4 separate regions of the Homo sapiens genome follow, and regions 2, 3 and 4 are each linked to region 1. Evidence: chromatin loops called from intact Hi-C (ENCODE). Cell type or tissue: IMR-90. All regions are shown on one strand.

The links. Peaks named below come from ENCODE experiments on the same cell type or tissue, not always from the same donor. Only the 100,000 strongest peaks of a DNase experiment are listed, where the experiment ranks them.
Region 2: a loop joins it to region 1, with 19 times the contacts of the local background. A loop is called at or near these places in 15 of 110 quality-filtered maps.
Region 3: it touches region 1 in a loop (30-fold over the local background); 76 of 110 quality-filtered maps call a loop at or near these places.
Region 4: it touches region 1 in a loop (3-fold over the local background); 3 of 110 quality-filtered maps call a loop at or near these places.

Annotation. Positions count from the first base shown.
Region 1 is chr1:243,321,343-243,329,342 of GRCh38, reverse strand. The region is part of intron 9 of SDCCAG8 (SHH signaling and ciliogenesis regulator SDCCAG8); the gene reads right to left. Among named protein-coding and RNA genes, the nearest start is that of MIR4677, 21 kb to the left of the region's middle. In IMR-90, a CTCF peak has its summit at 3,838 (motif pointing right); a DNase peak (open chromatin) is centred at 3,832; H3K27ac peaks cover 210 bases.
Region 2 is chr1:242,016,487-242,024,486 of GRCh38, reverse strand. It overlaps the pseudogene RNU6-1139P. Among named protein-coding and RNA genes, the nearest start is that of MAP1LC3C, 21 kb to the right of the region's middle. In IMR-90, CTCF peaks have their summits at 4,459 (motif pointing left) and 6,662 (motif pointing right); no DNase peak of the experiment used is centred here.
Region 3 is chr1:242,450,481-242,458,480 of GRCh38, reverse strand. The region is part of intron 1 of PLD5 (phospholipase D family member 5); the gene reads left to right. Among named protein-coding and RNA genes, the nearest start is that of PLD5, 70 kb to the left of the region's middle. In IMR-90, a CTCF peak has its summit at 3,533 (motif pointing left); no DNase peak of the experiment used is centred here.
Region 4 is chr1:243,140,721-243,148,720 of GRCh38, reverse strand. It overlaps CEP170 (centrosomal protein 170), which reads left to right. Exons shown (of 20, transcript NM_014812.3): 15 at 6,258-6,405. Among named protein-coding and RNA genes, the nearest start is that of LINC01347, 43 kb to the right of the region's middle. In IMR-90, no CTCF peak of the experiment used is centred here; no DNase peak of the experiment used is centred here.

The DNA of each region.
Region 1 (8,000 bases):
AGTTTCTTTTGGTCTCTTCTGAAAAGTTTCTATGCTCCCAGGCATAAAATATAAAGGTAAAATTCAGTTGTCTCAGATTAACTAATAAACAAATACAATGAGTAAAAAGTGATTCTTCTAGGGAATTAGTCCCAAGTCAAAATTCCAGCCGAGAATGCCTGGAAAAGGAAATTTTAAATTAGATATTAAAATAAATGAAAAGGCATACTTTTTCTATAATTTAAGCCCTTGGAGCTTGAAATATGAATGAGTTACTTTTGTGATTCAAAATGTAATTGCTCTTGTGAAAAATATTTCACATGAATTGAGTAAATGTTCATAACTCTCCCTGATATCATGAATGCTACTGGTATGAATAGACAAAACGCTTACTTAATATAAACCAATATATCCAATCAGAAAGTTTTCAACTGAACAAAAACTCAGGAGTCATCATCATTAAGTATAGGAACAGCAGAAGAGACTGAAGATCTAAAACCAGGCTACCATGAAAGGCACCTACAGAATCAATTCAAAGAACTCAGTCAACTAAAGAACAAGCAACAGTAAATAATCCTGGCAGGATAAGAGGTGTAATGCCAAGATAGGATGATACAGTGAAAAGCACAAAGTGAGAAGCTGTAAAATCATGTAAACAAAACCACTGCTGAGGCCTTGGTTTTGTGGATGGTCTTCTCTCTATTAGGAATGGCCACCACCAATGGCTGATGATGAGTAATGGGCAACAAAACACTGAATAAAAATATTAGGTTAAAAACTGGTTATTGGCTGGGCGTGGTGGCTCACGCCTGTAATCCCAGCACTTTGGAAGGCTGAGGCGGGTGGATTGCTTGAGGTCAGGAGGTTGAGACCAGCCAGGCCAACATGGTGAAACCCCGTCCTACTAAAATATGAAAATTAGCTGAGCCAGGTGGTGCGTGCCTGTAATCCCAGCTACTAGGGAGGCTGAGGCAGGAGAATCGCTTAAACCCAGGAGGCGGAGGTTGCAGTGAGCCAAGATGGTGCCACTGCACTCCAGCCTGGGCAACAGAGTGTGACTCCGTCCCCAAAAAACACACAAAACAAACAAACAAACAAAAAACTGGTTACTGATGTCTCTTAGCGTGTAACCAACAATTCCATATTATCAAATAGCTTCTAAGGCCGGGCACAGTGGCTCATGTCTTTAATCCCAGCACTTTGGGAGGCTGAGGCAGGCGGATCACGAGGTCAGGAGATCGAGACCATCCTGGCTAACACGGTGAAACTCTGTCTCTACTAAAAACACAAAAAATTAGCCGGGTGTGGCGGCGGGCACCTGTAGTCCCAGCTACTCAGGAGGCTGAGGCAGGAGAATGGCGTGAACCCGGGAGGCGGAGCTTGCAGTGAGCTGAGATCGCACCACTGCACTACAGCCTGGGCGACAGAGCGAGACTCCATCTCAAAAACAAACAAACAAAACAAACAAACAAACAAAAATAGCTTTTACTTTTATTTGCTTTGATTTTAACGTATATGTCCGGTCACAGTGAAGAAAACAGAAAAGCGTAGTAACACTTGGAATCAGAAAAATGATTTATTCTTTCTAAAGATAACTCTCTCACACTGGACCGCACATACTAAAAGATTTGGGTCTAGTAAACAATTATTTATACACTATCTCCATTAAAGCTCTCTCTTAATTCTAGAGTTTCTTCTCCTAGTTTCAGAATCCCTGTCGATTGAGTACCCCTATAACCATTCAGTAAAGACATAATAACTGACTTCTCAAAGGCTAGGTCAGTAAACAATCAACTATCATCAAATGATTATAATTTTAATTTCTACAAAATTATAAATTATAATTTTAATTTCTACAAAATTATAAATTATAATTTTAATTTCTACAAAATTATAATTATAATTTTAATTTCTACAAAATTATAAATTATAATTTTAACTTCTATAAAATTATAAATTTCTATAAAATTATAAATTATAATTTTAATTTCTATAAAATTATAATTATAATTTTAATTTCTATAAAATTATAATTATAATTTTAATTTCTATAAAATTATAAATTATAATTTTAATTTCTATAAAATTATAAATTATAATTTTATAGTAACTGAATGCTATAAACAGGCAATTACCATTAAATGATAGATCTTTATAGGTGACAAAGTTAATTTGGGGCCTGCGGCTGTTATTTCTCTCAGTAGTTCCCAAGTCCTGGCTTCTCTCCCTTTCCCTGAACACGGCCCTTTCCTTGGTGGAAATGGCTGTAGGTCTTGAGAAGTTGGGGAATTATACATTCCCCCCACCCAGCAGACTCATTCCTGAAGGTACCTTTTCTTTTCTGGGAAATTTCTTTAGCTGTGGTCATTCTGTGTTGACATATTAACACTTTTTTTCAAACACAGTTTATTGGACTTGATATTCCCAGTCCTGGTTTTATTAAGCCAAAGGGTAGGCACTACTATCTTAGGCAGTCAAAATATTTTCGAAAACAAAATTTATATCTAGTCAACTAAAATTTTAAAACAGGAAACCTATTGTAGATCATATAAAAGTCCTTCCCAACTGCTAGGGTTAGTTTTCAAGAAATCTTTGTGACAGAATAATTCATAACTAAGGAATTAAGATCTTATGAAAAATATACAGCTCACACCTTTGAACATAAACTTTAAAGCTTACAAACATTTTTATTTTTATGAATAAAGCCCACAAAATTAAAAAGATTAACACATTTCAAACATCTAACTTATGAATAATGCAAACTATTGATTTTAATTTATAAACCCTTGCTAACCAGAAATTTATCAGTCTATCCCTATGTACCATTTTTCAAGATATTTACACTTCTTTTGGGACAGATAATGTGCAAATCAAGAAGCGTTATTTTCTATCCTTGTGACTATAACCAAATAGTCAATGCTTTTCTGATTTTATTTTTAATCCAGGTTTCTAATTCCTGCCTTTCTGACTCCCTGTAATCCAAGAAACAGAATAATTTGGATATTTGAAAAGGGAGAAAAAGTCTTTGTAAATATTTGTTCAACCTACCAGGCTGCTGTTTTAAAAACTAATCTTCAGAATATCACATGTAACCCATAAATATGTACAATTATTATGTATACATAATAATTAACTTTTTTAAAAAGTTCACACCACTTACCCACAAAGATATATGGCAGGATAGGTCTTAGCAAATTGGAAATACATACTTTGTTCAAGTTGTTATGAGTAAAAAAGAAAATTTTTTTTTTCCTTAGAGGGTTATATCATTACAGATATGCTTATGGTAACTTCATGCCACAGCCTGTGCCTTCAGGCCTTTACACATACCTCTCAACAATTTCCCTTCCAACACAAGCAGGCAGGCCTAAGGCCTGGTTAACCTTTTCATCTGCTTCGTGTAGCTTTTTATCAAGGTGTGACTGCACAAGCCTCTACTTTTTCTCTCCATTTAGTCCCAGGTGAATTCTTTTCCTCTTTTAAAATTATCACCAATTGAAATAACTTCCATTTTCAAACAAAAATATTTATTGAGCACCTACTAGGTGCCAGATACTTTGCTAAGTGGTATACATGGATTATTTAACCCTCTCAATACATTTTAATTGGTTCTTATCACTCAATTGAAGAAACTGGTACTTTGAGACATTCAGTAACTTGCCCAAATCAGAGACCTAGAAAGTGGTGAGAGTAGGGAGTTTATCCAAGGTAGTTCCACACAAGAATGTTTGCATGGCATTATATACTTCTCAAGTTATATATTTATTTTCTTATAAAATCCTCAGGCATTTTCACTGCCACAAAGAATGTAAATATATAATTCCTTCTATTTAGCATGTGATACCCAAATGCCACACTAGATGGCAACAAACGTCAAGGAACTAAACCAAGTAACCATTTCATCACTCAGTAATATAAGTAGTTGGGTTTTAAATTAAAATATGTATACCACCTGGCTTTTTAATGCACTTAGAAAGCAAAAATTCTAGTGTGTTTCAACATACCTTCTAGATAAAAAGTACTAGACTTGCAATACATTTTGTCCTTGCATTCATTATTACTAATTTACTGAAAATGCTATAGATTCCTAATGAACAATAGTGTTGCTTGCTCTCAGTTATTAAATTTTTTAAAAAATTAATTACAAATTTCACATTAATAATAATTGACTTCCACTGAACAAACATTTATTGTTAATTAAGACGTAAATGGTCATGTGTGAAATACAATGATAGATGTCACAGACCTGATTTCAAGGTCTTCTGGTGGAGAAAACTGTGTAAACAACTACCAAAATTATACACCACATCAACAGGAATACAGAGGAAAAAGAAGTTAATTCAAACAAGAAGGGGCTGGGGAAAACTTCAGGAAGACTGCCACTTGAGTTGAGCCTCATAGATTGAACAGATACTTCATAGATTATTACAAGGCAGAAAAATACAGCATGTGCAAATCAATGAAAATGGCCAACTGCAGGTCATGTTCTGGAAACAGTGAAGGTGACATGAAAGAGTAGAGTGAAAGAGAAGACTAGCAAAGTTAGAATGGGGCCAGATTTGTCTTTTATTCTACTGCAAGAGGGGAGCTACCTAAACAGGGAGATTTATAACTCAGGAACTATAAATGTTATGAGAGCACTGTGAAAAGTATGCTGGAATTAGATGAAATTTGAGGGAAACCAATTAGAAAGCTATTGTAATTGTCTGCATACTTGGTATAAGAATACGTGAAGTATACCACTGGACACGGTGGCTCACACCTGTAATCCCAGCACTTTGCGGGGCTAAGGAGGGAGAATCAGCTGAGCTCAGGAGTGCAAGGCTGTAGTGAGATATGACCGCACCACTGAGCCTGGGTGACAGAGTGAGGCCCTGTCTCTGAAAAAAAAAAAAAAAAAAAAAGCATGTGAAGATGTGAAGCCTTGAACCAGGGCAGTGGTATAAGAATGAAAAGGTAGGCATAGTTAAATAGAAATTTGACTCTGAAGAGAGAGAGAAAGACCTTGGGAACTGATGGAATGTCAAGAGCAAGCATAGGGAAGAACCGAGATGTTTTAAAGAATGCAAGCCAGGACTGCGGTGAAGATGGTGATGCCTTTGTTTGAAGACGATCATAGAGAAAATGGTAGAAAGAAAAGGAGTGGTAGATGGGAAGGCGGAGCCAATGAACGGTTTGGTTGTGTAGAGTTTCAGACGCCAGCAGTGTATCATCCATAAAAAAAGATCTAGTAGCAGCAAAACACGTAGGGCTGGGGCTCAGGAGAGCAGTTAAAGCTAAAGGCATAATGTGGGTGTATTCACTGGTAATATTTGGCCACGTGAGGAGAAATGAATCCCAGGAAGTCAAGGCAACATGGGAGGAGGGCTGGGAACTAACTCTGAGGAACGTCCACACTTAAGACTTGTGGAAACCAAGAAACAAGTTAAAAGAGACTTAAGAGTAGACAAGAATGGTACAATGTGGACCCATGAGAGTAACATATCAGCTAAATCAAGGGAAAGAGATGGTATGTTATGATAGGCCAGTTAACAGGGTTCCAAATCTATAGAGTTTAAGTCCAATGAGGATTGAGATGAGGTCACTGGGTTTGGTAATCAGGAAGTGACCAGTGATCATGAAGCGAGCACTTCAGTAACATAAAATCAGGCTACAGTTTGTTCAAAGCCTGGCTGCGATGCACTCAGAAGTGAAAGGAAAGCTACCAGGGTGGACAACTGTTGTGAGATGTCTGCCAGTGAAATGAGGAATGGACGGTAATAAACGAAGTGAAAGATGATCACAGGAAAGCTGCTTTTTGTTTACTTAAACAAAGGCTGTGGGCAGGATGAGGGGGAAAAACAGTGGAGAGAAAAGGATAAAGGATGCAAGAAAAATGTGATGACATAGAAGTGGGAGACATCAAAAACGGGGAGAAAGATGTTCATCTTGGGAAATAAGAGGGCCAGAAAAGAAAGGAGAAATAAGGAGAGGAGACATTCGAGGGATGAGAAGATGCTGAGGAGGCTCTTGTCAGTTGGTCCTAATCTTAGTAAAGTGAGAAGTAGGTCATCCGAAGAAAGTGACGTGCCAGCAGTGGAGTTGGAAAAGTGAGGAAAGTGGAGTTCCTGACTAGAGTATATAAGGTCTTCAACTGCAGAGAAAAGAATTGTTCAACAGTACCTACAACCACTGAAGGTGACTAGTATTACTCTTCAGTGGAACTCATTAAGTGGCTTTTTTTTTTTTTTAAGATGGAGTCTCACTCTGCTGCCAGGCTGGAGTGCAGTGGCGTGATCTCAGCTCACTGCAACCTCTGCCTCCCGGGTTCAAGCAATTCTCCTGCCTCAGCCTCCCGAGTAGCTGGGACTACAGGCGCACACCACCATGCCCAGTTAATTTTTGTATTTTTAGTAGAGACGGGGTCTCACCACATTGGCCAGGATGGTCTCAATCTCTTGACCTCGTGATCTGCCTGCCTCAGCCTCCCAAAGTGCTGAGATTACAGGCGTGAGCCACTGCGCCCGGCTATTAAGTGGCTTTGTTAAATGACTTCCTTTAGCAATGCTTGGGAGGCTTGAACTAGCTATTAAAAAAAAAAAAAAGTGTGATTGGGCCTAATTTTCACTGGGTACTTTTGCTGGCAAAGTAGGTAAGCTGGAAAGATAAGAATAAAGGCACTGTAGAGTGCTAGTGAGAACTGAGTTGCAATTTCCTTCCTCAGTGGATATTTACTGAGTACCTATTTATTATGTGTTGAGATCTACGCAAGATGCTACGGATTTAACAGTGATCAGGGTGGAGAAATTCCGTAACACCAGAGATTTTGTAACCAAGGGACTAGTGCAGACTGATTAACCATTGTTTAAGTTGTTACAGATAGCACTGAGCCAAAATTGCAAGTCATGTAGTCCAGGCATGTGCAATGGGAAAAAGCTTTAACCTCCTAATTGTTTTTACTTTATTTTTAATTTTTGTTGAGTACATAGTAGATGCATATATTTCTGGGGTACATGAGAGGTTTAACCTCCTCATTGTGATTACCACCACCCTGGCAGACTGGCTGCACTGGTATCACCTGGGGCTACTTAGAAACACCTCTGAAACCAATCTTCCTGATCTTGCCGCAGAACGAGGAGACAGATTTGAGTGTGGCCTCTTGCCTCCTTGCCAGTCAACTTGCAATAAAGCCTTTTCTTTTCTTAAAAGCCAGTGCCGTAGCATTGGCTTCTATGTGCATAGGGAAGCAAGCCCTTGGCTTGGTGACAATTTTAAAGTTTAACAGAGATTTCTCAAAGAACTTAATATAGAGCTACCATTCAACACAGCAATCCCATTCCTGGGTATATACCCCAAGGGATATATATCATTATACCAAAAAGATACATCAACTCAAATGTTCATCACTGCATTATTCACAATAGCAAAGACATAGAGGCCGGGCATGGTGGCTCACGCCAGTAATCCCGGCACTTTGGGAGGCGGAGGCGGGTGGATCACTTGAGGTCAGGAGTTCAATACCAGCCTGGCCAACATGGCAAAACGCTGTCTTTACTAAAAACACAAAAATTAGCCAGGCGTGATGGTGCACACCTGTAATCCCAGCTACTCGGGAGGCTGAGACAGAAGAATCACTTGAATCTGGAGGCGGAGGTTACAGTGAACCAAGATCACACCACTGCACTCCAGCTTGGGCAACAGAACAAGATTCTATCTCAAAAAAAAAGACATGGAATCAACTTAGGTGCCCATAAATGGCAGATTGGATAAAGAAAATGTGGTACATATACACCAGGGAATGTATACATCCATAAAAAAGAATGAAATCATGTGCTTTGCAGCAACATAGATGTAGCTGGAAGACATAATCCTAAGCAAAGTAATGCAGTAACAGGAAACCAAACACCATATGCTCTCATTTATAAATGGGAGCTAAACATTGTGTACACATGGACATAAGCGTGGCAGCAACAGACACTGCAGACAACTTGGGGGAGGAGAGAGGGGGGCATGGGCTGGAAAAGTACCTATGGGGCACTATG
Region 2 (8,000 bases), 1.3 Mb after region 1:
AAGGCAGGGCTCCCCAAGACTTTAAGGAGCTTTGGGAAGTCCACTCAACTGAGAAATGAGGGAGAAGGGAGTTAAAGGAAATAAACTACATTTATTTACTATTTTATTTTTTATTATAGTCAGGTGCAGTGGCTTACACCTGTAATCCAACACTTTAGGAGGCCAAGGTGAGAGGATCGCTTGGGGCCAGGAGTTCAAGACCAGCTAGTCAACATAGCGAGACCCTGTCTCTACAAAAAGAAAAATTTTTTTAAAAATTAGCTGAGCATGGTGGTGAGTGTCTATAGTCCCTGCTACTCACGAACCTGAGGCAGAAGATTGCTTGAGCCCAAAAGTTTAAGGTTGCAGTGAGCTCTGATTGCACCACTGCACTCCAGCCTGGGCAGTAGAGCAAGACCCTGTCTCAAAAAAAGGAAAAGAAAATGCTATCACGTGCTCTCTTTGGCAGCACATATACTAAAATTGGAACGATACAGAGAAGATTAGTATGGCCCCACACAAGGATGACATGCAAATTCATGAAGCGTTATTCCTCAGAGAGCTAAAAGCAGAACTACCATCGACCCAGCAATCCCATTACTGGGTATATACCCAGAAGAATATAAGTCATTGTACCATAAAGACACGTGCATGCAAATGTTCACTGCAGCACTGTTCACAGCAGCAAAGACATGGAATCAACGTAAATGTCCATTAATGGCAGATGGATAAAGAAAATGTGGTGGCTGGGTACGGTGGCTCACGCCTGTAATTCCAGCACTTTAGGAGGCCGAGGCGGGCAGATCACCTGAGGTCAAGAGTTCGAGACCAGCCTGACCAACATGGAGAAACCCTGTCTCTACTAAAAAATACAAAATTAGCCAGGCCTGGTGGAACATACCTGTAATCCCAGCTACTCGGGAGGCTGAGGCAGAAGAATCGCTTGAACCCGGGAAGTGGAGATTGCTGTGAGCCAAGATCATGCCATTGCACTCCAGCCTGGGCACCAAGGGTGAAACTCCATCTCAAAAAAAAAAAAGAAAAGAAAAATGTGGTACAGATACACCATGGAATACTAGGCAGCCATTGAAAAGAATGAGATCATGTCTTTTGTGGAAATGTGGATGGAGCTGGTGGCTATTATCCTCAGCAAACTAGCGAAGAAACAGAAAACCAAATACTGCATGTTCTAGCTTATAAGTGGAGACTAAATGATAAGAACTTGTGAACAAACACAAAGAAGGAAACAATAGACATGGGGGTCTACTTGAGGGTGGAGAGTGGGAGGAGAGAGAGGAGCAGAAAAGATGACTATTGGGTACTGGGCTTAATCCCTGGATGATGAAAGAGTCTGTAGAACAACCTCCATGACACTCGTTTACCTATGCAACAAACCTTCACATGCACCCCCAAACCTAAAAATTAAAAAGAAATGTGGCTGAGCGCAGTGGCTCATGCCTGCAATCCTAGCACTTTGGGAGGCCGAGGCAGATGGATCACCTGAGGTCAGGAGTTCGAGACCAGCCTGGCCAACATGGAGAAACCCCGTCTCTACTAAAAATACAAAAATTAGCCAGGCGTGGTGGTGCACGCCTGTAATCCCAGCTGCTTGGGAGGCTGAGGCAGGAGAATCGCTTGAACCTGGAGGGGCGGAGGTTGTAGTGAGCCAAGATCACACCATTGCACTCCAGCCTGGGCAACAAGAGGGAAACTCCGTCTCAAAAAAACAAAAAAACAAAAAGAATGTAAAAACAGACGATATACCAAAAATAAAATGGCAAAAAAAAGAAATCGCTATCACAATCACCATGTATCTCCCACTGGCTAACCCTGTATTTGACATTTATTTGAGCAAAGTGCTGGAGAATGGAGATACAGTGAAGAGCAAGAAATGAAATTAACTGTAACAAGTGGTTATAAGAACTTAAAATCTTTTGTGTTTAACTTAGGTAGCTATGGTAGGCAGAATAATGGCCCCCAAAGATGTTCACATCCTAATCCCCAAAACTTGTCAATATGTTACATTATGTAGCAAGGGGGAGCTGGGGTCCTAGATGGAATTAGGAATGCTAATCTGGCCAGGCCTGGTAGCTCATGCTTGTAATTCCAGAATTTGGAAGGCTGAGGCAGGAGGATCACTGGAGCCCAGAGTTCGAGACCAGCCTGGGCAACATAGTGAGACCCCATCTCTAAAAATTAAAATAGGCTGGGTGCGGTGGCTCATGCCTGTAATCCCAGCACTTTGGGAGGCTGAGGCAGGTGGATCATAAGGTCAGGAGTTCCAGACCAGCCAGGTCAATAAGGTAAAACCCCGTCTCTACTAAAAGTACAAAAATTAGCCAGGCATGGTGGCAGGTGCCTGTAGTCCCAGCTACTTGGGAGGCTGAGGCAGGAGAATCGCTTGAACCTGGGAGGCGGAGGTTGCAGTGGGCCAAGATCACGCCACTGCACTCCAGCCTGGGTGACAGAGTGAGCCTCTGTCTCAATAAATAAAAAAATCAATGAGTGAATAAATAAAACAAAATAGAGGAATGCTAATCTGCTGACCTTAAAATAGGGAAATGATCCTGGATTATCTGGCTGTGCCTAATGTAATCACAAGGATTCTTAAATGACGAAGAATCATGAGAGTCAGCGAAGGGAATGAGGCCACAGAAGCAGAAGTCAGAGGCTGGAGTGATATGATTGCTGGTCTTGAAGATGAAAAGAGGCCACAAGCCAAGGAATGCAGACAGCCTCTGGAAACTGGAGATGACAAGAAAACAGACTTTCCAGCTGGGCGTGGTGGCTCACGCCTGTAATCCCAGCACTTTGGGAGGCCAAGGTGGGCAGATCACGAGGTCAGGAGTTCGAGACCAGCCTGACCAAAATGGTGAAACCCCGTCTCTACTAAAAATACAAAAACTAGCTGTGTGTGGTGGTACGCACCTGTAATCCCAGCTACTTAGGAGGCTGAGGCAGGAGAATCACTTGAACCTAGGACGCAGAGGTTGCAGTGAGCCAAGATCGTGCCACTGCCCTCCAGCCTGGGCGACAGAGTGAGACTCTGTCTCAAAAAAAAAGAAAAGAAAACAGACTTTCCCCTAGAGCCTCCCGAAGGGGCATAGCCCCACTGACACCTTGATTTTAGCCTGGTGGGGCTCATTGAGACTTCTGATCTCCGGAACTGTAAGAGAATGTGTGTTGTCTCAAGCTGCTAATTTGGGGTGATTTGTTACAGCAGCCATAGGACAATAGCACAGTGGGAGGTCGTGGAAATCTGCCATCAGGCAGTGACTCTTGAACTGAAATCTGATGGAATAGGAGGGAAGGGTCTGACACATTTCGCAGGTAAGGTTGGCACAGCTTGGCCGGGCACGGTGGCTCACACCTGTAATCCCAGCACTTTGGGAGGCCAAGGTGGGCAGATCACGAGATCAGGAGATGGAGACCATCCTGGCTAACACGGTGAAACCCCGTCTCTACTAAAAATACAAAAAATTAGCCGGGCACCGCCGTGGCTGGCACCTGTAGTCCCAGCTACTCGGGAGGCTGAGGCAGGAGAATGGCGTGAACCCGGGAGGCAGAGCTTGCAGTGAGCCGGGATTGCGCCACTGCACTCCAGCCTGGGCAACAGCGAGACTCCGTCTCAAAAAAAAAAAAAAAAAAAAAAAAAAGGTTGGCACAGCTGGAGGAGGCATGTCCTAGGAGAGAGGTGGGTGAGCTCTGTAGGTTTCCAAGCAGGCAGGGCCAGGTAGGCCACATTCAGTATATTGGTCCTCCTTTTTTTTTTTTTTCTAGAGACGGAGTCTTGTTGTGTTGCCCAGGCTGGTCTTGAAATCCTGGCCTCAAGTGATCCTCCTGCCTCAGCCTCCCACAGTGCCGTGATTACAGGAATGAGCTAGCACACCTGGACAATGCTTCTAAAAGCAACAGAGGCTGGGCATGGTGACACACACCTGTAATCCCAGCTACTCAGGAGAGTGAGGCAGGAGAGCCCAGGAATTCGAGATCAGTCTGGGCAACATAGCAAGACCTTATCTCAAAAAAAATTATTTTAATTTAAAAACAAAAGCAATGGGAATCCACTGAAGGACTTAATTTCGAGGATGGCATCAGCAAAATTTTGCTTAATAAAATCGTTAATTTCAGATTAATCCCTACCTCACTACACCTAATTTATCTCACACAGTTCTCAGAATGCAAATTAATATTAACCATAGACAATTAAAAAGGCAAACAGACTGGGAAAATGTCACATGATAAATTCCTAAGTCAACTACAAATTATTTGCACGTTATCCCCAGACATTGTCTCCTCCCATAAAAATGAGTAATTAAAAGTTGACACTAACACCAAGAAAAGTCTGGTTGATACTTTGTTTCAAATGGTTGAGATTAATGAATACAGTAACACAAGATTTGCTTTCATATTAAAATCGAGGTGAAATTTGGAACAACATAGGCCAGGAATTTTCTGTTGACCATCAAGTGTGGTGTGACATCTAGTGGCCAAATTACCAACTTTATTTCTTCCTTCCTGGCTTGATTTAAACATACTAGATACAATGTACCTTGAGGCCAATAAACATTGAGAAACCACTATGTGTTAAAAGTTAAATTGACTGTAGGGAGAGTCAAGTGAAAAATGTGTTGCCTCTGATTCTCTTGGAGCTTGCAGACTCAGTAGAAGGTGGAAAGACAAATATTTAGATATTCTTTTTTTTTTTTTTTTTTTTTAAGAGTCTCGCTCTGTCGCCCAGACTGGAGTGCAGTGTCACGATCTCGGCTCACTGCAACCTCCGCCTCCCAGGTTCACACCATTCTCCTGCCTGTACTAGCTGGGACTACAGGCTCCCACCACCATGCCCGACTAATTTTTTGTATTTTTAGTAGAGACGGGGTTTCACCGTGTTAGCCAGGATGATCTGATCTCTTGACCTTGGATCCACCCGCCTCAGCCTCCCAAAGTGCTGGGTTTTACAGGCGTGAGCCACTGCGCCCGGCCTCGTATTTAGATATTCTAATAGTGGGCAGATGATTGCAGTACTTGCTACGACTCTTTTTCCACCTTCTAGCAGGTGTTAGGCAACCAAATGGAAATGAGGGAGCCCTGGGCTGAAGATACAGATTTGAGATCCGTTAGTGAGCAGGTTACTGTTGAGACTTGAGTGTGGAGGATACACAGGAACGCTTAGCACTGTGACTGATACAGAACAGTTTCTCAACAAATATTCGCTACCATGAAAAAGCATCCAATCAAAAGTGTCAAATGCTGTGATTGCAAGAGGAGGACCCATGGGAGAGTTCCAAGTACTACTTGTATGGAAACGCCTGGGCTTGATAAAACAATAGTGTTAAACCGCAGATGCTAGCCAATACACATTGCATTACAGCTGAATTATGTAAACTTTTGGTGTTTCTAATATTCTAAATTGGGTGCCTTTGTGGAAATTGCTCATCTTCTCGGAGGTACCTGCCTAACTGGTTGAAAGACAAGAACACCACCACCTCTCAGAAATGCCGTGCAGATCAACTGAGACAATGTGTCAAGAACATTTGTAAGAGACCGGGCACAGTGGCTCATGCCTGTAATCCCAACAATTTGGGAGGCTGAAGGGGGCAGATCACTTGAAGTCAGGAGTTCAAGACCAGCCTAACCAACAGTGGCGAAACCTCGTCTCCACTGAAAACACAAAACAATTAGCCAGGTGTGGTGGCGCACGCCTGTAATCCCAGCTAATCAGGAGGCTGAGGTGGGAGGATCACTTGAACCCTGGAAGTGGAGGTTGCAGTGAGCCAAGATTATACCACTGCACTCAAAAAAAAAGGAGAAAGATTTTTAAGCCATAAACTACTATACTCACATGAAGTGTCTGTATTAAGTGAGCAGCCATGAGACTTATTGCACATAAAGGAAATGCTTAAATACATCAAATCATAACCCAAAATGAGGCTACACAGGAAAATCATCTCATTCAAATGTATCAACTTATCAAAAATGGCTTTTTAAACTCTTGTCAATTTTGAGTATTTCTTGCTGAATTTTTAATATATTTTGTAAGTTCAGGCCGGGTGCAGTGGCTCATGCCTATAATCCCAGCACTTTGGGAGGCCTAGTCAGGCAGATCACCTGCGGTCAGGAGTTCGAGACCAGGCTGGCCAACATGGTGAAACCTTGTTTCTACTAAAAATACAAAAAAAAAAAAATTAGCCAGGCATGGTGGCACATGCCTGTAATCTCAGCTACTCGGGAGGCTGACACAGAACAATCACTTGAACCCAGGAGGCAGAGGTTGCAGTGAGCTGAGACTACGCCACTGCACTCCAGCATGGGCGACAAAAAAAAAAAAAAAAAAAAAAAAGTTTGTGTTCTGGAAAAAATAGAAATAATATTTCAAATATTTTAAAAGAAATAAGAACTATCTAGAATTAATTCTATCACATGGAATACCAAATTTTAGGCTGGGAAATGTAATGGAAGTGTTTTATTTCATAACAGAATTTTTGCTTCGAATTTTTACCAATTTGGGGAGAAATTTTTTAAAGCATTAACTTTAACGTTTAGAATTTCATCTTCAGTAACTGAGAATGGAACATTCATGTCAATGCTGTTAAAACCACAGTCAGGAAATTTGTTCAATGTGATCATTTGTCACTTGGTCAATTTGCAGAGTTGGCTCTATTTGCAGTAACTCGATGTAGCCAACATGAGGAACAGCAGAGGGCAACAAAGAGTCAGTAGCCGGGTGGAGGGCGGGGGCACATTTTACCCATTGTGCGTATGTCCAAGCAGCAGTTTGGTCTTCGTGTACCTCAGTAGTAGTTTATTTTATTTATTTTATTTTATTTTATTTTATTTTATTTTATTTTATTTTATTTTATTATTTTATTTTATTTTTGGTAAGCGCATGGCCCCATCACATTTGAAGATAATTCAAATTTTTATTTTTTAAGTGTTTTTGTTTGTTTGTTTTATGACACAAAGTCTCACTCTGTCACCCAGGCTGGAGTGCAGTGCTGCGATCTCGGCTCACTGCAACCTCCGCCTCCTGGGTTCAAGCGATTCTCCTGCCTCAGCCTCCCAAGTAGCTGGGACTACAGGCGCCCGCCACCACGCCCGGCTAATTTTTTGTGTTTTTAGTAGAGATGGGGTTTCACCGTGTTAGCCAGGATGGTCTCGATCTCCTGACCTTATTATCTGCCCACCTTGGCCTCCCAAAGAGCTGGGATTACAGGCGTGAACCACCGTGCCTGGCCTATAATTCAAATTTTTAGTCTAATATATCAGTCCAGGCTGGGCACGGTGGCTCATGCCTATAATCCCAGCACTTTGGGAGGCCCAAATGGGTAGATCACCTGAGGTCAGGAGTTTGAGACCAGCCTGGCCAATATGGTGAAACCCTGTCTCTACTAAAAATACAAAAATTAGCCAGGCATGGTGGCACGTGCCTGTAGTCCCAGCTACTTGGGAGGCTGAGACAGGAGAATTGCTTGAACCAGGGAAGTGGAAATTGCAGTAAATCAAGATCGCACCACTGCACTCCAGCCTGGCAGGCAGAGCACTCTGTCTAAATATATATCCAAAGTAGATTGTGTTAGTAATTTTATTCACCAAAACACCAAAAATCCATATACCAAAGCCAAGACTTTAAAGAGAGAGATTTAAAGGTGGTCTGGCCACCCTTGGATGGTTTTAAGTACATGCTATTCCATGATTTGAATCATTCTGTAATACTCTCCACCCAGGAGAGGAACATTCCCAGCTGTGTAGCTGTGTTCTTGGCTTAAACAGAGCTTCTGAAGCTTGGAAACAAATAACCCAGTTGATGCACAATTGAGAACATAAACAGAGAAGAAATGATCCACTCATACCTTCCCAATGAGGGAAGAGGCTGTATCAAGCACATCTTTGCATATTGCACAATTCTCACTAATTGTTGGTTGAGAGTAAGCCAAATCCATTCATATTTACTGAGCCCATGAGCACATTCAAAGTTAAATATAAATGCACCTGGCAATGCCATAACTACAGAAGATATT
Region 3 (8,000 bases), 870 kb after region 1:
TTGGAGGGGCAACCCCTGCCCCTTTCCACTTAAGAGGAAAAAAGGAGTTAAATGTACAATATAATAGGGGAGGGTTGTCACTACTTTTTTGATAAGTAATATTATAGAGAAAATGTTGGCAATCTTTGTGACCTTGAGAGCAATCATTAGTAATATGACCTTTGGGAGCCAAATCAACAATGGTGTAGTGAGAAGAATTAAATAACACAGTTCCTTCTGAGCTAACACAATCTTTCCATATTAATTTGTCAGCATTTGAAGACAAGTTGAGAGGACATGCAGGTCCTAAAGGCTTATATTGGAATGTGTGAATATAATCAGTGATTCCTGTTTTGATTTGCCTCAGAGGTTTTAATGAGAGCCCCGATACCATGTGTCCTAAAGGAGGGACAGAGTGACCAGACAGTAGTGTGACAGCCCAAGTTTGAATATCTAATGAGAGACATCCATTAGTGGGTCCCAGGCACAAAGGTCGATACCTAAAACCTAAAGTGATATTGAAAGGGGTTCCTTCTTCTGAAGGTTGGTCAGGACAACGATCATCTACAGAACCAGGCATCCAAATACTGTCATTAACATAGACCTCGATAGGAGCGTCCATCCCTGTCATGGCTTGAATAAGAGGAGGAAAAGGAATATAGGCCCAATATGTATAGTTTTTAACAGTCTGTGGAGTGACAGAGGGTAGAAGGATCAGTGTAACCAGGAGGAGGCAGAGGTTGAGCCGGACCTGGATCGCTGGAGACAAGTTGTTCAGGATGTCTGACTGGATTGTCTGTTGTAAAGGAGTTAGCGTGGTCATTTTCTTCTTTTTGATGATTGGGTGTGTTAGTTGTTTCTTGCTGTGGTGCTTTTTCAGCAAATTTCTCTGTCTTGTTGTTGCATGCATTTTCAGGACACAATTTTAGGTGTCTAGCAGGAATCCAAACAGGAGATTGACGTTCACCTGGGGAAACACAAGCATAACCTCTTCCCCACGTTAAAATAGAAACTTTTGACCATATATTAGATCTTTCCACCATACTTCTCTTCCTCGGTTTACTGTAGGATGGTTACCAAAGAAATGTTTTTCGGCAGCAGTAACAGAACTAGATTTAGGAATATTAAGAAAATTTAACGTGAGCAATGCCAGTTTAGTTGTATGTGAGGGGTAGACAACTCCTTATCCCCCTCTTTTTGTTTAAGTAATTGTAATTTTGAAGTTCTCTTACTTCTTTCTACAATAGCTTGGGCTTGTGGGCTCTAAGGAATACCAGTAATATGTTTAATATGCCACTGATCAAGCAAATTTTTAAAAGCTTTACTACAATAGGCTGGACCATTGTCTGTTTCGAGTTCACTAGGAATTCCCATCACCACAAAACATGAAAACATATGTTTTTTAACATGAGACGTGGCTTCTCCGGTTTGACAGGGAGCCCAGAGACCCCCTGGATAAGTGGATGATGGAATTTATTTAGAGAAACAGAATAAGCGAGAGTGTTCTCGGCAGCTTTTGTCATGTTTTATCATAGAGATTTTCCTTTTTGCAAAGCTAGAGACATTCTTGTTTTCCCATTCAACTGCGCATATGGAAGGAATTAGGAAATAGTGTTACGGACGCAGTGTCGGGCGGGGATTTTGGTAACCTGAAGAGCACTCACTCCTTCTGAAAAGAAAGCTGCTTCTGGACTCCAGGTCTGTGTTCCAGCGTGGAAATGCAGTCTCACAGGGGCCAGATCTTCTGATGTTTCAAAAGAAATCAGAAAACTAGATTTTAATGAAGTCCTCCCCACCTTTTGTTCACAACACAGCAGAAGCCAATATTCATCCCTCAGGTGGCCAGTTTGCAGTCTCTGATATAGACCATCACCAAACAAATGATACCTTTTATAATGCCTAATATCAATCATGGACAGCTCACACAGTAATTCTAAATATGCAAACTTGCTTGCTGACTTGCGCACTCAGCCTGCAGGTGTTTCAGTCACTTTAAATCTAAACAGATTTTATTTTCTTTTTAGAGTTCTTTAGGGCAGCACTGTCCAGTAGAAAGTTCTGCAATGATGGGCATGTTCTAAATGTGTGCCTTTCAGTCCAGTCGCCACCAGCCACATGGGACTCTTGAGCATTCGAGATGTGGCTAGTGTGACTAAGGAACTGGATCTTAAATTTTATTTAATCTGAATTAATTAAAACTTTGTAAATCGTCACCTGTAGCCAGTGGCTAGCAAGCCTTATCTGAAGGTCTCTACCATTCTCATCCCCTCAGAAACCCAGCTCAGAGTCACTGAATGGAACCAAACTAATGCATGCTTTTGATTGCAAGGCGGAGTAAGGAGGGGAGGGAACAGATCCACTCCAACCTTGGTTGGGGTCAGGAGAAAATTCCATGTACCTAAATATATGAAGCTTATAAATCAAGCTGACACACTCTTAAATAAAATATGTTCCCATCCTTCTACCTGTGAAGTATTTCTTTGTAATGTCCTGGAAGGACAGGTTCAAATTTAGAATTCCTGGACTCCTAGGTCTCTGCCCTGGGGCACAGTGGCATGGGGGGAGCTGGCCCTTCTGTCCCCACCCCGGCTCTATCCCGCACCACAACTGGTGTAGCACACCTGCCTGGACAGAGTGGAACTTTACATAACTGCGGTTCAAGGACCATCTTTGGGACACTTCTGTTGATCAGATCTCTTTTCTCCCTCATGGCTGTAGCTGCATTTGACTTTAAGACACCTTACACAGCCTTGTAGAAATGCCATATAAAGTGAGCTCCTGTATTGATTTGGGCATGAAGCTCCCTTCTGGGACAAGTGCTATGTCTGATTGATGCCTTCTGGGAGTCCATATAAGCGCCTACTTCATTGCCTACAAATTGAAGGATAATCACTTTTCTAAACAGGCTTGCACTGAATTCTTCAGAGGCAAATTAGAACTGAACCTGGCTGCTGCCTTTAAGGTGTGTAAGACCTGAAACAAGGAATGGGTACAGGTGTGACTTTGGTCAAAGGTTAATAAGGAGATTTCACTTCATTAAGCTGCTTGTTTCACCATCACTAAATCTCTTTGGCAACCTGCCTCAGAAGACTTCTTACTTGGGACGGTCCTTTATGTCAAAAAAATTGGGGCGTAGAAGATAAATTACAGGTTGCTTTTAATTCAGGTATAAATCAATCCAGTGAGCTCCATGTGATGAAAGTCATTAGTTAAAAAATCAAGTATCTTAATGCTTAGAATTTGCATCTGGATTATCTTCATCTAAATAAAGCCTTTCAAATGATTTGCAAATTCTGGCATTAAAATAGGTAAAAGAGAATAAACATAACAGTCACACTCCATGCACACATAGATGTATGTGAAAAACTTGAGCAGTTTGAGTTGGAGGGCAGCTTCTGAAGCTTATTTTGAACAACTGATTGATCACATTCGTTTCTGCTGGGAGGCATTTACGCCCGTATTTTTAACAGGTGATTAAAAAGTCATTTCTCCACTTGGAGAAAAAGCTGGAGAACTATACCCTGATTGTGCTGGGGCTCCCTCCTGTGGTAAAAAAGAAGAACAGGCACATACATAATTCCTGACAGCTGAAGAAAAGAAATAGATGGTCCCAGGGATAGAACCGGAAAGGGTAAACTGTGACGATCTGCAAAGATTCAGGGCATCCGGTCAGCTCTCTCTGTAATTCAGGCTTGTCTGGGAAACAAACTTCAAGCTTTCTGTTAGATATGTTAGACCCTGGAACACACTCTGATCTACAATGGCTGCTACCCTACTTAAGGGCACTCACATTTTACCACTCTCTCCTTAATTTCCTTTCTATTACAGCCACTTTTCAGCGTTAGAAACTCTTTTATGATTTCGTAGTTCATAATACCTTAATAGAAATTAATGTAAACATTTTACAGATGAAATATGTTTTCCCCTGTGTCTCTTTTCATATATGCAAATGCTTAGCAATCTTGGGTGGTTTTAGAAAGTGATGGTTTCTTTTTCTCAGTGCCTTGACCTCATTTTTTTCTTTTTTTTTCCTCTGCCAACATCAATTTAAGTCTATTGAAACAGAAACCTTTGAAACAGTATTAGAAGCTGAAAGCCATCCCTACATGCTTTATGACTGTTAGACTGAGTGGGTTTGCTTGAGATTAAATTTGCCTTTTTTTTTTTTTTGACACGGAGTCTTGCTGTGTTGCCCAGGCTAGAGTGCAATGCATGATCTCGGCTCACTGCAGCCTCTGCCTCCCAGGTTCAAGCGATTCTCCTGCCTCAGCTTCTCGAGTAGCTGGGATTACAGGTGACCGCCACCACACCTGGCGAATATTTTTGTACTTTTAGTAGAGACAGGGGTCTCACCATGCTGACCAGGCTGGTCTCAAACTCCTGACCTCAAGTGATCTGCCCACCTTGGCCTCCCAAAGTGCTGAGATTACAGGCATGAGCCACCGCAGCCAGCCTGAAGTTAAATTTGAAAGTATCATCTTGTCCATGTGACTCTTTTAAAGGGTCTCTAATCACCAGCGCACGTTGAGCTCTCCTAGCCCTGCTGCCTGAATTAGCTGCAACTGTGAGGCTGAGAAGGAGTGGGTGAGGCTAAACATATCCAATGGCCAGGCAAAAATACATAGGTAGTACAGGAAGATAGGACTAGGGGTTAAAACTGGTGTTGGGAGAGACAAAGAAAGATAAGCAGTTCACAACACTTTTCTTGTTTCTTTTATGAGAGAGGGGTGGACAGGTGTCATTCTGCAGCTATGGGATAAGTAGGAGCCTATGTCTCTGCATTTTCTCTAAATTCTATCCTAAAGGGGAGCCCTACATTGTGATAGTAGGGAGTGGGTGTCGCAGTGGCCATAGGGAGCTTCCAATCTCTAGGGACTACCTTTTTGGAATGGCAGGTACACTTTTCGTGAATGCAGGATGAGCATTTGAAAATTTTGAACAGGCAAATAATGAATACACTGTGTAGGGAGGTAATGATGTCTTGTTGGGCTTCTCAAAAACATTTCAAAGATCTTCTAAGGGTACAATAAAAATTTCATTAAAAAGATAAAATGCATTTGCTCATAAGAAAACACTAAATGAAATAGGTATTACTTATATGCATTTTGTCTTAGCCTATTTAGGCTGCTATAACAAAATGACCATAAACTAGGTAGCTTACAAACAAAGAAACTTATTTCTCCCGATTCTGGAGGCTGGAAAGTCCCAGATCAAGTCACTGGCAGATTTGATGCCTGGAGGACCTGCTTCCTGGTTCCTAGATGGTGCCTTCTCCCTGTGTCCTCACCTGGGGGAAGGGCAAGCAATCTCCCTTAGTCATGTTTGATAAAAGTACTAATCCCGTTCATGAGGGCTCCTCTCTCTTGATCTTGTCACCTTCTAAAAACACCACCTCCTAACACCATCGAGCTGGGGATTAGGTTTCAACATACGAATGTGGAGGGGGCCACAAACATTCTGACAATCGTGAAATTTGTAAAGGGATTTCTTTTTCCTTTGTCTTTTTCCTTTCACCTTTCCATGTTCAGAAGAGTGGGAATAGCCTTCCGCTGAGCATTTTACCTGCTTGGTCTCAGACTTTTCACTGTTGTACCTGGATTTTTAGTTGTTAGGGGTGTGTGGGAAGATAGGACCTAGGGGGTGCAGAGGAAAGGACTGGCTTTCCGGATGTCCACATCAGGGGTGGGGGGCAGGGTCTGGTTCGGCCACCCAGGCTGGTGTGCAGTGGCGCAATCTCAGCTCAGTGCAACCTCTGCCTCCTGGGCTCAAGCCATCTGCCCATCTCAGCCTCCTGAGTAACTGGGACTGCAGACACACGCCATTACACAAAGCTAATTTTTTTATTTTTTGTAGAGATGGAGTTTCACCGTGTTGCCTAGGCTGGTCTGGAACTCCTGGGCTCAAGCGATCCACCCGCCTCAGCTTCCTAAAGTGCTAGGATTATAGGCGTGAGTCATCGTGCCCAGCCTGGATGTCCACGTTTTTTAATGAAGGTATACGAACTACTATTTTATAGAAAAGTCCAAGTTTTTTCCTGCTTCTCACTCTCCAGAACTTCCTAACTTTCTTGCTGATGGTTTGTGAGGCCAGGTATCAGTGAGGTGATTGTAATTCAGTGTGTTCTGACAAGATCAAGCTGAAAAGTGTAACAATTTTGATAATAAAAGTGCCAAACAATTTTTCATATCACTAGAATCCTGGTTGACTCAACAGGCAGATGATTATTCAGAAATCCTTCCTCCTAGTCCCTTGTTGTTTCCACTAGGTTAACTTATTTGAAAAAAAAAAGTCCAAAATGCCAGTACACTGTATGAACATTTTTCATTGCCGAAAAAGCACTGATTCTACATCTGCTTAGATTTGTGCAGGGCCCTGACACAGACATAAGGATGGTGCGCCCCCGTGATTAATGTACTTCTAGCCTTCAGCTTGCCATTCAGCCCTGTTGGGAGGGTCAAGGGAGATGGCGCAGACATTGAGGACTGAGCCGAAGCCCCCGTGGGGACAACAATAAAAACCATCCCTGGAATGGAGTGTCTTGTGTGCAAAGGCCTGGAGGTATTGGTGAGCACGGTGACTTGAGGATACTGCAAGGAGTTCTTTGTGACTGAAGTATAAGGTACTAGCAGGAGCATGGTGGGAGAGGAAACTTTAAGGAGGTCTTTCATGAAGGACCTTAAATACCATGGAGAGTAGTCTCGGTTTTACCTTACAGCCAGTAGGTTGCCATTCAAGAATTTTAGACTGGGCGCGGTGGCTCAAGCCTGTAATCCTAGCACGATGGGAGGCTGAGGCAGGTGGATCACCTGAGCTCAGGAGTTCGAGACCAGCCTGGGCAACACGGTGAAGCCCTGTCTCTACGAAAATACAAAAAATTAGCCAGGCATGGCAGCGTGCACCTGTAATCCCAGCTGCTTGGGAGGCTGAGACAGGAGAATCACTCGACCCTGGGTGGCGGAAGTTGCACTGAGCCATGATCGTGTCATTGCACTCCAGCCTGGGCAACAAAGCAACACTCCTCTCAAAAAAAAAAAAAAAAAAAGAATTTGATACAGGAATAACATGTTTACAATCTGGCTAGATGGTAAGATACCTAAAAATAAACAATAAAATAACCAGTGGCATCCAAGAAGTGTCTGAAGACAATGTATGATTCAATGTTAAATGCTTAGGACAGTGTTGAGTGACAGTCATAGAGAAGATAAATTGCTGTAAGTTGAGGATGTCAGGGAACTCTTTCTGAAGGAGGAAAGAATAACGCTGCACCTTGCAGAACAGGTAGAAGAAAGGGAGACGCTTCATTGATGCTGCGGTAGGGGATTTCTTGTGCACAGATATAAGGCTAATGGAAAAAAGCAGACAATGCTTTTTTTCCTGGTCACACTGCAGTAGATGTTGCCGCCTCTTCCCATGAGAGGAGAAGGATAAGTGGGCATGGCCCAAGGTAGAGTCAAAACGATGTGGCTGAGTGTTTCTAGAGAAAGGACCTCAGGATGGGATGATGAACTGAGAATCCACGTTAGGCAATGTTGGCTTATTCCAGCTTGGGGACAGGTGTTAAACACTCCAGAGTTTCAGAGTATTCACTTACTGAATTCATGTAACCCCTTAAAGGGGTGTCTAGAACCTACTCAATGCAAGCATTGAGCTACATCTTGGCCAGATGTCTCTCATGTGGGCACCTAATTTGCCTGCCATATTGGCTTCTCTATCCTAAAAGACTTTTTCCAGAGGGTGTGAAAATGTGTGTGTTTTTCTGGGACTCTGTTGATTCACAGCTACTCCTTGATGCCATCGAGCCTGATAAATGCCATGGACTCTTCTAAGAAATCAGAACCCTAGGCCATCAGCACAAATTATATTCCTGGGGATGAATTTGCTCTAGAACAAGTATTTAGCTTTGCTGGAGGTTATTCCAGCCCTTTCTAGGCCTAACCATACAAGAAGATGTGAATTTTTCCTTTTTGATGAGAGGAAAAGCAGTAAAAAAAGGAACCCAACCCAAGCCTGGAACAAATCAG
Region 4 (8,000 bases), 180 kb after region 1:
AAATATATGAGTTAATCAATACATGAATTAAACTTTGAGCCTCTTGCCTGGACTTCTTATTCTTTATTGTACTGTGAGATCATGGAATCATTCATAACTATTGCTTTGTAAATACTAAATAAATTTTTAAAATTATGTTATTTTATTTTGAGACAGAGTCTCACTGTCACCCAGGCTGAAGTGTAGTGGCGCGATCTCAGCTCACTGCAACCTCTGCCTCCCAGGTTCAAGCAATTCTTGTGCCTCAGCGTCCTGAGTAGCTGGGATTACGGGTGTACACCACCATGCCTTGCTAATTTTTTTTGTATTTTTAGTAGAGATGGGGTTTCACCATGTTGGCCAGGCTGGTCTCAAACTCCTGAGCTCAGGTGATCCGCCCACCTCGGCCTCCCAAAGTGCTAGGATTACAGGCATGAGCCACCGCGCCCAGCTGATACTGATACCAAATAAATTTTGTTGAATAAATGATGCCTAGAGTCTTCCCAAATTTGTCTATGTCTCCTTTGTTTTTTGTTGTTGTTGTTTTGTTGGATTTTTTTTGAGACAGAGTCTCACATTCTGTTGCCCAGGCTGGAGTATAGTGGCATGATCTCGGCTCACTGCAACCTCCACCTCCCAAGTTCAAAGGATTCTCCTGCCTCAGCCTCCCGAGTAGCTGGGACTACAGGCGCATGCCACCATGCCTGGCTAATTTTTTGTAAAAGTAGAGACAGGGTTTCACCATGTTGGCCAGACTATTCTTGAACTCCTGACCTCAAGTGATCCACCTGCCTCAGCCTCCCAAAGTGCTGAGATTACAGGCGTGAGCCACTGTGCCCAGCCTCTTTTGTTTTTTAAAAGATACCTAGCTCGTTATCAGTAGGCCCTGAATAGTTTAAATGCTTAAGATTCCAAATTGAAAATTTTTAAGTCAAACTCTAAAAATTTTTACGTAGAAGTTCCTTGTCTTAGCCCCATTTTTACCTAGCTACAGTTAATTTTTTTGGGAAAAAAATTAGGATGTGAGAAATTGTATTTCTGTTTTATCATAATAGCATTATTCACTGTATAAGATACAGTCATCCAGTAATGAAACATTTCAAGGATCCATATATGGAAGTCAGTATTGCTTGTTTATATTCACACCTGCATATGTTGATTTCATTATACAATATTTTACCTCATTTTGAAAGTCATGGTTTAAGATACAGAACTCATGTGAATCACATTTCTAGGAAACCTTAAGTGAATTTCTTAAGATCTGCTTGAGCTGTTTACAGTGGTAACACATCTGTATGAAAGGCATGTCAAGAAGAACTGAAGATGAGATGTGGCTTCACAACAAGCCAAAGGCTGTATTAAAATTATGTGCTGTCTAATAAAAAAGAAAGAAGATATCCAGTTAAGTGGCAGAATAGCATAAATGTGGTTATGTTCATTGCTTTTAACAGCTGAGAAAAATAATCTTGAATAATGGGCCAAAACCAGGAAAAGGCTTCAGGGGAAAATGTAGTTACAAGTATTTACAAGGCATGTACATTTTTTAAAATTATAGCCTTATCACATTAAAGCCACATCTGGGTACTTTTTTATATACTAATAAAAATACTGTATTTTTATTTGTAGGCAGTGTAGTAATAAGAATACTGTCTTTTATTTGGAGATAGCATTTCCAAGTATGTATTTGACTTTGCTAAGCATTCATGCTTCGTAGCCAATGATACTGAGCATTCCATCTGGAGTGCCTCTAGATGGGGGATTCACAATTGGTCTTTACTGGTTAGGGGGGATTCACAATTGGTCTTTACTGGTTAGGGGGGATTCACAATTGGTCTTCACTGGTTAGGGAACATCTAGAACTTTTTGCTCATGCACAAAGTAAAAACCTTACATGTGCTGTTATATAAGTCCCGTTGGTGCCTGCATTCGTGTACTTTTTAACTTGACTTCTTACCGCCTCTGTGTGCTAGTATAGGGTCTCTTACAAGTGTACTTTTTCCTGCATTGTATAAGCAATGAGAATTTTAAATGAAGTGAAGTTAATTTGCTAATATCTCGGGTTTTTTTTTTTTTTTCTTCCCATGCCTTGTAAACCTTGAACCACTATACTTGTTCTATTTGAGGTGCAGGGGAGAGCATGAGTGAGTAATCACTTAGAAGGAAAAATACAAGCTAAACCAAATACTTAATGAAACAAAATTTGTTTTTACCCATGGAAATAAAAAACATTTTTTAGCCACATGCTTATGAATTTTTACTTTATACCTGCCTTTGAAATTTTGGGGCCTGATACAGGATCCTTGACTCTTTAAAAATAATATGGCTCTTCATTATTTGGCTGACTGGCTTTTATACCATTAGAAGGAATTGGGAAGGAGAGGGGTCGCTAATCTCTTCTGCGTTCTTCGCGAATCTCATTCCCGTGACCTCTGTTCAGATTAAAAGTCTCCCTGGTGCATCCTATTATAAATCATACTTTTTTATGAATCGCTGACCATATTTGTCACCATTGGGGAGGCAAATAAACCTAAAACACAGAGCCTGTGTTCCAAACGAGTTCATAATTTATACAAGGATTAAAAGCTAATTCATATCATTCTTACACCTTTACATCCTCACAGCTTAGCTCCCACTTACAAGTGAGAACATGTGGTGTTTGATTTTCCATTCCTGAATTACTTCACTTAGAATAATTGACGTTAGACTTTTTTTTCCTTATATTTTCTTTTTCCAGTTTTCCTGAGTACCTTTCATTTGATATCCCCTCTTTCCTCTTACAAAACTTTTTTTGCTTACTAAACTCTTCTAGATAGTGTGGAAACCATGAGCTTTTCTGGAATGACCCTTAAATGTCTCTCCTTAAACTCATTTTACATTTTAACACTTCTGGTCATTTACAAACTAGACTAAATTATTTCTTGAAAGCTGAGTCATTACAGTTATGATCTCTTAGCCCATGTTAAAGTAACAGGAGGTTTGACTTGCGGTCATAAGCTTTGGTTTTAGGATTCTAAAGCTAGTATACTTCATTAATAGCCCACCAGTTGCTTTTTTCCAGTAATATCAAAGGAAACTTAATTCCAGAGGTTCATGTGTGTATCCTCTGGAAAGTTTTACATGTAAAAACGTTTGAAAATGAATGTGCTATCAAAAAATAGGGCAAATTTTTGGCTGGGCGTAGTGGCTCACGCCTGTAATCCCAGCTCTTTGGGAGACCAAGGCGGGCGGATCACAAGGTCAAGAGATCGAGACCATCCTGGCCAACATGGTGAAACCTCATTGCTACTAAAAATACCAAAATTAGCCGGGCGTGGTGGTGCACGCCTGTAATCCTGGCTACTCGGTAGTCTGAGGCAGGAGAATCACTTGAATCCAGGAGGCAGAGGTTGCAGTGAGCTGAGATTGCACCACTGCACTCCAACCTGGCAACAGAGTGAGAGTCCACCTCAAAAAATAATAATAAGGCAAATTTTTAAATAGCTAATTTAAAACAATGTTTTGTTGGCAGTTTAAATCAATGAAGTCTGATAGTTTGTTTCTACTATAGTTGTAATAATATATAATCTTGCAAAGATTGTGTGTTTAATTGGGTATACACATAACTAGAACTCTAATTTTTAATATATCCTTTAATCTTCCAATATACCCAAATGTACAATTATTTTTTCCAGTATACAACCCTTCAGTGAAAAAAAAGTGTTATGACTGAGATAATTTACATAGGAAAATTATAAACTTTATGACTTAAAGTACATTTCTCATGTTATCTCACCATTTTTTCTTAAGTAATGCATACTTATTTCTACAGAATTGTTGAAATTGAGTCAGTGGTTCTGACACTTGGGAAAACATAAAGACTAGGACTAATGCTAGAGAACTGAACCCTTCTGTTTTGTTCCTTCAGCACTATTTTCTTATCCATATTTTGTAATAAAATGGAATTAAATGTGAAAATATCTATTAGGTTTTCAAATCAACAATATATGTTGTATATACGTTAAGAATTGCTCATTTTAATACATATTTTACTATATCACATGTGGAGATTGCTGTTGTCCATGTTTTTTCTAATTAATTTATACTGTTTTCCACAAATATTAGAAACTTCATTGTACAGATCGTCTGCATAAAAAATCCTTAATGAAAAATAGAGTTTTGGATACAATGATGCTTATCTGTATTTTATCTCATTAAGCTTGGTTATTCTGTTTCTTATTCTAGTTCATTTATTTTGGGGAATTGCAAGGATTTGCTATATTATATAAGGGAACACTTTAAACACATTTCAAAAGAATCACATCAACAGTTAATATGTTTTAAAAAATTATATATGGAGCAATCATGTGAGATGTAGCATGACATAGTGAAAAGATCTAGTTATGGCACTTAACTATGTGTGACCTTGGCCAAAAAAATGGTCGCATGTCTTCTCCTGTGCCTCATTTTCCTCATCTGTAGAACAAGATGATTAATACTTCTCTTACAGAGTGGTTGTGGGAATTAAATGAGTTGAGGACTATGAAGCTGCTTTATAATGTACTCATCATATTATAATGGTGCCTTCTGTGTATTCTAAGCTTCATGGGGACAAGGACCCTGTCTGCTTCTTCATTGCTGTAGTCTTTAGGACTTAGCACAGTGCCTGGCACATCATAAGCAATCAGTAAATATTTGTTGGTGTTTTTCCTGCCTCTTTGTGTTGATAAATAAATGAGGAATTAACTGACGTTTTTACAAAGTTTATATATTGACCATAAATTGGTTCTGTTGGTCCATAAACTTCAACTTAGTTCCCTTTTTAAATCTAAATTTTTATGTAATTACTAATGTGCTTGAAAGTCTTTCAAACTCACATTTTGCATAAGTTTAAAAAATGTTACTTTAAGCCAGGCATGTGTCTGTAATCTTAGCTATTTGGGAGGCTGAGTCGGAGGATTGCTTGAACTCAGGAGTTCGAGACCAGCCTGGGCAATATAACCAGACCTCCTAGGCTCTTTTTTTTTTTTTTCTTTTTAAGTTACTTTGTATTTCCTTTGGATTTTGAAGTTGCAGAAACTTTCATATATACTTTTAATAATATTCTGTCATTCCAAAACCTTCCCTGTGGAAATAGCCACATCGAGTTTATGGGCAGTAGATGCAGCTTGGAAAACGTTAATGTCTTATTGAAATGAAATGTTTCTCAAAAAACAAGAATATCAGTGGTAGGTTTTGTAAGTTTGTCCCTCTTAAAAAAAACTCTAAAAGAAAAATCTCTATTTTCACCTTTGATTATCACAGGTAACAGTTATTTAGTTCTTCAGTCCATGTAGGTAAAAATGCAAATGGCTTTATGGAAATGAGTACTAAAGCTTGGATCCAGTCCTGCCTTAGCTACATCTAAAGGTGTGATCATGAGCAAGCCATTCAGGTTCTCTGAGATTGTGATAAAGTCAGATGAATCCTACCTCAAAAGAACTTTGTGGGCCTCAAGTGACATAACATGTACTAGAAAGTGCTGTGCATAGTGTAAAGTGCTCTACGAAAGAGTGCAGGGTTCTTAATTTCTTGGTACTGTAGACCCCTTTGCCCATTTTGTGAAGCTTGTAGGGCCCTTCTCAGGTGTAAACATAAAAGAATTACAAAGAAATCCAATTATATTGAAATTCAGTTATCAAAATATTTGAAAGTAAGAGTAATTTATGGTTCTTTATTAACATTAAATAAAATGTTATTATTGTGTGTTTAATGACTTCAGTAGTTTTGAAGCAGTGATGACCATAAATGATGTTTAAATATACCCGTAGCAACTGTAATGTGATCTCTATTGATGACAAAAATCACCAGTATTGCTAATACCACTGTGATTTGTTGCCTGTATTTATAATTGAAAGAAATGCTAAGCGTCACTTAGAGGTTAGTGAATACATTGTAATTGTTTTTTCTCATTTAAGTTCATGAACTGCTTGAATTCTATCCATTATTCCCCAAGTTTAAGACCCCTGTGATGTATTAATGCTAGTCATTAACACAGTGTGTGTTAAGGGCATAGCTCTACTCAAGGGCTTTTAAAGTACATTTTTCAAGGTGATATCTTGTAGGTTATTTGGAGTTTAGTTTCATTAATCTTAATTTTGGAATTAAGGTTTAAGACTGATTATCAAAATAGTTAATAGTTAATTTGGGGTACAAATATTTAATTAGATATACAACTTACATGACTGATTATCTCATAAATGATTGTTTTTAGAGCTGTTTATTTAAAAGGGATTAAACTTCTTTTCTAAAATTATTACCAGGATCAGCCAAGATCTTGCTCTCATTGCTCGGGAGATCAACGATGTAGCAGGAGAGATAGATTCAGTGACTTCATCAGGCACTGCCCCTAGTACCACAGTAAGCACTGCTGCCACCACCCCTGGCTCTGCCATAGACACTAGAGAAGAGGTAGGAGATCTTCATGGAGAAATGCATAAGGTTCTTTCTTTTCTTTATTTCTTTTGCTTTTAGCTTTTTGCTTAGTTTATTTCAGTTATGTCCACCCTCCCTGTTTGCATGAAGCTCTGCATTTTCCAACTTTGCTTTAACAGTTTATTTTATGTTTTTGTAACAAAACTAGTGAAGGCTAACATTTGGTCTACTATTAACACGAAGCTGGAAAATTCTTTAGAAACAGCATTTTGCCTGCTAATTCTTGGTCCATAGCTTCACTTGAAACATGAATATAAATGGTATTTTGAAAAGCAACCCAAAATTTGATAAATGATGGTATAAAGTTTCTATAAAGTTTGACTATGAAAATGCTCCAATTAAAAATATTTTTATCACTAGTTAACTAGAAGATACTCTGATAACAAAGAGAAAAATCCTACAGTTTCACTGCTTTAATAATTCTGTTGATAAATACAAACACATACACATAAAGATATTTTGAAAAATTGAAATACATATGTAATATACACACATATAAATACATATTCAGAACATTTTCATAAAGTCTGGAATGCAAGTTACCATGTATAGACTATTACCCATCCAATATCAGGGCCTCTTACAGTATAACTCCAGGAGGCACCATTTGCATAACATTGCTCCAGACAGCACCTTTAACATGTAATACAAAATTAATGGTACTCTTTGGCCATGTTGGCTGCTTTGATTTGGGGCAGAAATGTAAGCAAAGGATTGGCATTTAAAAGAATGAACTTCTGTGTTTGGAGGTTGGCAAACTGGCCTTGCTGCCAGTTTTAATACAGACCAAAGAACTAGGAATGGTTTTTACATTTTTGAATGGCAGGAAAAAACATCTAAAGAATACTAATTCGCAACATGAAAATTACATGAAATTCAAATTTTGGTATTCATAAATAAAGTTTTATTAGAACACAGCCACACTTATTTAACTATCATCTATGGCTGTTTCTTTGCTACAGGGGCAGAACTGAGTAGTTGAGACAGAGATTGTATGGCTGCAAAGCCTGAGGTTTTATTATCTGTCTCTTTATAAATAAAAGTTTGCCAGCCCCTGGTATTGATTATTCTGCTTCTTCAATTTTACAAGATAATCCTAAATAGTAGGCAAAAATGGCTAGCCTTTTTGACAAATTTAATTGTGGTAAACTGTGCTAATAATATTTTCTTCATTTGCTTTTTGTCACATTCTTTAATCTGATTCTTTAATGGTCACTTTTTTGTTTGTTTTCCTTCAATGTGTTGTTTAACTTAATAAATGATACTTCATCAATCTGTGTAGAGTTTTGTTACCACATTGATCAAATGTAACTGTAAATGAAATCATCCTTATTGATGAAAACCTTAAGGATCGTCCTGGTGGCAAGACATACACAATTCTTCTGGTACATTTAAAATGTTGAAGATATTATTTTCTCAGCTTTCTAACTAAATTTTACCTAACATGATTATACATTCACTCAGACCCAGTAAAATTACTTAAACATTTCATTGAATAAACTTTATTTTCTTTTTGTTTTATTTCAGAATATTGTACTAGGTTGAGTCCCTCTTCAGTAAACCCGAGTTAC